Regions from separate parts of the Homo sapiens genome. Here region 2 is linked to region 1. A link is a loop called in an ENCODE intact Hi-C map of the cell type or tissue named here. Cell type or tissue: heart right ventricle. All regions are shown on one strand. Region 1 overlaps KCNJ8-AS1 (KCNJ8 antisense RNA 1). Region 2 overlaps RECQL (RecQ like helicase).

Region 1 (2,500 bases):
GAAGAAAATAATACAATGGATGAGTTTAATTCTGAGAGATACCATACAGAAAAGAAAACATAATGGACTTTGTCTTAATGAACTGACAACTTTCTCTTCTTTGGTAAAATCTTCCTTCTTGCTTACCTATACTTATGACACATGTTCAACTGAAAATTGCAAGATAAACATATACAACATGTACATTATGGGAAAATTGATTTTATACATTCCAAGAAAATACACAGTTGCAAAAGAAGAACACAGAAGCAGTCAAGGAATGATGCCTAGGGAATGTTTCGTAAAAAGTATTTTGAAGCAAGGTGTGTACATGGATTGAAAAAGAGTAAAGCAAGAAATTTTTTTAAATGGGAGAATGAGTGTAATGGATGGAAGTGGGAACAACAGTGATGATCACAGAAGGTATATGGTTTGCTAAACAGGACTGAGGGATGAGTGTTGCAGAGCAGAGAGAAATGCTGAATGTGGAATAGTTTGCAAGAGGTTTTAACTGTTAGGAAAATGTGGCAAACTGTTCTGTTTGTTTCTAGGCCAAGCATATAATGTAAGCCTTTTGAACGATTCCTGTGCATTGTCAACAGAGCCTGACCCTGTATTTCACATATTTTCTAGATATTTAAGAAACAATACAAAATAACAGCCATTTGAATACTGCTCTGAGGCTTAGGCCACAAAATTCCAGGGAAGGAACTGATATTTGGAACAACATCAAAGACCTTACACAATTTCCAAAGTAAGATTAACTAAATTTACTGTAATTTATTGAAACCACTGTTCCATATCTGCAAGTTAAAGTGAACCTCAAATTAAACAATTATAAGAAAAAGGTAATGTTTTAGCTCTTGAAACTTTCCAAGGACAATGAATAAAATAACTGGAAATTCAAGTTTGGGCCGAAGTTTAAAGACTTTTGTTTGGGCCGGGCGCGGTGGCTCACGCTTGTAATCCCAGCACTTTGGGAGGCGAGGCGGGCGGATCACGAGGTCAGGAGATCGAGACCATCCTGGCTAACACGGTGAAACCCCGTCTCTACTAAAAAAAATACAAAAAAATTAGCCGGGCGTGATGGTGGGCGCCTGTAGTCCTAGCTAGTCGGGAGGCTGAGGCAGGAGAATGGCGTGAACCCGGGAGGCGGAGCTTGCAGTGAGCTGAGATTGCGCCACTGCACTCCCGCCTGGGCCACAGAGCGAGACTCCGTCTCAAAAAAAAAAAAAAAAAGACTTTTGACACCCAATCTCTCTTTGCAGCAATAGCTGCCAAAGTTGTGACTACCAGTAATGTTCTTAAATACTGCCACCTGCTGGAAGTTCTCTAGAAATACTGTGCACAATGTTAAATGAGTGCTTCCAACATTTTCTATTTCAGTCCGAACGTATTCATCTCTATTCTTTCCGTGAAATCATTCACAGCTAGAGACAAAGGGAACTGGAAAATGTAGCAGCAGTGCTGAAAATTTGTATTTTTCTGTTAATTTATGATTTTTTATTGATTTTCATAAGCTTAAAATTGTTGTTTTGCTTATCTTCTCATTAGACGTCGAGTTACTAAGAAGATAAGTTTAAGACTGAGACATATAGTTCAACCAAGACTCCACTACTTGCTAACTTTGTAGTTTTAGGTAAATTGCTTAAACCTTCTAAGCCTCAGTTAACTCTTTTATAAACTGGAAAATTCTGAAGATTAGCGTTACTAAATGTAAAACACTAGTACCTAGTATGCATTTAATTACGGTTGTTTATGGAAACTATGATAATAAAGACAATAGTTTGGAGATTTGAAACGGCTCTTATTGGGGGAGGCATTTGGGATCTTAATCCAAGTCTTTTGTGTGGTGGTGGTGGTGGTATAGCTTCTGCAAGGCCAATGTGCAAGCTCTGATGCTCCCATTGTGGGAGCCTTGGTTAGGGATCACCAGGGAAAAAGTACTGAAGAGATAGCTATGAAGCAGTTATGATGTGCAAGAAGCATTTTGCTAGTACTCTTAGAGAACTTAGCATTGGCATCTTCCCTTGGAGCCACATACCCAGGAAACATTTGCTTAGGGCAAAATGAGGACTTTCCTTCACTCTATGCCCTGAGAGCACTCAACTTCCAACATGAGGGAAAATTGTGTTTTATGTTTCCTGTGTATGCAAGGAAATGATTAGGTGATATCTTTAAACACCAACTCCTATCCCTCCTCCCAATCTCAATGACAAAAAACAAACAAATCAGGCCAGGCATGGTCGGTGGTTCACACCTAAATCCCAGCACTTTGGGAGGCCAAGGTGGGCAAATCACTTGAAGTCAGGGGTTTAAGATCAACCTGGCCACCATGGTGAAACCCCTTCTCTACTAAAAATACAAAAATTAGCTGGGCATAGTGGCATACGTCTTTAGTCCCTGCTACTTGGGAGGCCTGAGGCAGGAGAATTGCTTGAACCTGGGAGGCAGAGGTTTCAGTGAGCCGAGATCATACCACTGCACTCCAGTCCGGACGACAGAGTGAAACCCCGTCTCA
Region 2 (2,500 bases), 190 kb before region 1:
CGCGGATACAATGATTAGACAGAGTAAATTACAACTTTAGGTTTCCAGATTGATTTCTGGGTGTTGCCCGCCATATCAATTACAGACAAACTTGAAGTAGTATAGCAGAATGGTTATGAGCATGTTTTTGAGTCATATAGACCTAAGTTAAATCTCAGGTCCTCCTTTTACCTGCTGAGTGACCTCAGACAAGATACTCACCTGCATCCCCATTTCCCTTCCTGTAAAATGGGGACAATATCTAACTTTCATAGTATTTTTATGAAGAGCTAGTGAGATAATATATTAGGAGTTCTAGACGCAGTACCTGGTACACAAATATTTAATACATGATAATTATTTTTATTATGTTGTAGAGAAGTGGTCTAACAATCTCCTAAATCATTTAAGTAAAGTATCAGACTTTGAAGCAAAAGGAAGCTAATTCCCTAATTACTTTGCTATTACTTTATGAAGGTATTCCTATTTGGGCTCACTTGGTGGTAAAAGGAGTTGGTAATTATAAACAAGAGGATGTAACAAGTAAGAGAAATCAAGTGTACTATTGGAATTGGCATTTTATCTCCTTTGTAACTAATCTATAAAGAAACCCCAGTGTATGATTCTAATCAATCTAAGTATTAAAGTCAAAAAGTGAGATGCTTTTTGATACCACATCGATGGAAGCTAGAAAAATCTTAAAGATGTTCTTGGTGCATTCTCATATACCTGCCTGCATTAATCAGTATACAGGTTTAATGTGCTTCTTCATGAGATATAATTTATGGCTGTGATTTAAAATAGGATGTTGGGGTACCTTTTTATTGTACCAACTGCCATCATCCCTTGTATCAACCCTTCCCTACATGACTTTGGGTTAGGTTTGGCCACAAGTGAACTCTGCATGAGATTTACAAGGCAGAAATAAAGCAGCAGCCAGTTTTACATTGGGATGGTTGGCCTATGGCCAGGTGCTTCTGGAGCTCACTCATGATATTAGGAAACTGCTGCCTCACTTTGTGGACGTGGGGCAGAAGCCAGTTCCCCCAGCTCCTGCTAAATCTTGGTGGAACAACTTGGCCCACAGATTCTTTGGCTTCTTGGTCATGTTGCTGGCCAACCTTCTGTGACAAGTGCACCAGCTTTTCAGCAGGGCACCAGCATCCTAACTTTGTCCTCATGAATTTCAACTTATCCTTGCAGCTTCCAGCTCATCCATACCCTCCCATACTTCACACCCATCTTCCTTTCTCACTGCTGGTACTGCTGACTTCAGGACCAGAAGCTGACTCAGGGATAGCTGCTTAACCAGCTCCCATGATCACATAAGTTTTAATCCCCATAATAAAACTTACAGCACTCATAATGGTTCAGCTTACCTGACTGAACCCTAACCAATACAGAATTTTGATCCGGAAGAACAGAAACTTAACAGGTTCTCTGAATTGTTTCTGGGCCACATAGAACTGGCTTTCTGATCTGATTAGATTTCAAGGCATTAATAACCCTGTTTCCACTGATAAAGGGAACATAACTATTCTATGTCATCATGCAGTGAAAAAAGTTATTTAAATCATCATCCATAGACACCAGTAGAAAAATAACTAGAGAAGGCAAGGCTGTGGGTGACAAAGTGTTTGCTGTTACAAATGTTTTGGTGAGAATAATGGGGTTGACTGGTTGCTTCTAAGTGTGCAAAGAACTCAGGGGAAAAATGTAGGATCTGCATTAAGGGACCTCAAAGTTTCTATGATTGTCCTTAAAAAAAAACCTTATCCTCTATAGGTACAGGGCCAATATTTTGGAAAAATAGCTGTAAGTCTAAATCCTGCAGATGGCTGAATTTCAATACAAACTGAATTCCCAACCTTGCAGGGACTTTTATGATAAAGTCAGCACACTGACTGGGAAGGAGACTGAAATTTGGAGGGGAACATAAGGGCAGATTCCAACGAAGCAGGTTACCTTAAACCACTAAATTATGCCAAGTCTCTTCTACCCTGCCTCCCCTTTCTGAAACAATGTCCTCCTAACTGAAGTCCCCACAATGGTCCTTGTTGCCTTGTATGGGACTGCTAAGCCTCCTAAGAATCAGCCTCTACCATCTTTCAGTGCTTTAAGATCCAGAAGTCCTAGAGGATAAAACACAAAGATGTAACCTGTCAAAAGACATGATATGCACCAAAAGAGCTGCATGTGCCAAAATATATCAATAGAAACTGTGTTCATCCATTTTGCATTGATATAAAGGCGTATCCGAGGCTGGGTAATTTATAAAAGAAAAGAAGTTTATTTTGCTTATGGTTCTGTAGGCTATACAAGGAGCATAGCGCTGGCATCTGCTTCTTGTGAGGACCCCAGGAAGCTTCCAATCATGACAGAAGGCAAAGGGGGGCAGGTGTGTCACACAGTGGGAGATAGAGTAAGAAAGAGAAGAGGCAGTGCCAGGCTCCTTGAAACAACCAGCTCTCATGTGAACTAACAGAGCAAGAACTCAGTCATTACCATAGGGAGGGCACCA

What was found. Hi-C counts contacts between places; a loop is a spot of excess contacts. Peaks named below come from ENCODE experiments on the same cell type or tissue, not always from the same donor. Only the 100,000 strongest peaks of a DNase experiment are listed, where the experiment ranks them.
Region 2: it touches region 1 in a loop (2.3-fold over the local background); 34 of 110 quality-filtered maps call a loop at or near these places.

What each region holds. Positions count from the first base shown.
Region 1 is chr12:21,679,256-21,681,755 of GRCh38, forward strand. All of the region lies in intron 1 of KCNJ8-AS1 (KCNJ8 antisense RNA 1), which reads left to right. Among named protein-coding and RNA genes, the nearest start is that of KCNJ8-AS1, 18 kb to the left of the region's middle. In heart right ventricle, a CTCF peak has its summit at 1,312 (motif pointing left); no DNase peak of the experiment used is centred here; H3K4me3 peaks cover 568 bases.
Region 2 is chr12:21,491,730-21,494,229 of GRCh38, forward strand. All of the region lies in intron 2 of RECQL (RecQ like helicase), which reads right to left. Among named protein-coding and RNA genes, the nearest start is that of RECQL, 8.7 kb to the right of the region's middle. In heart right ventricle, no CTCF peak of the experiment used is centred here; a DNase peak (open chromatin) is centred at 982.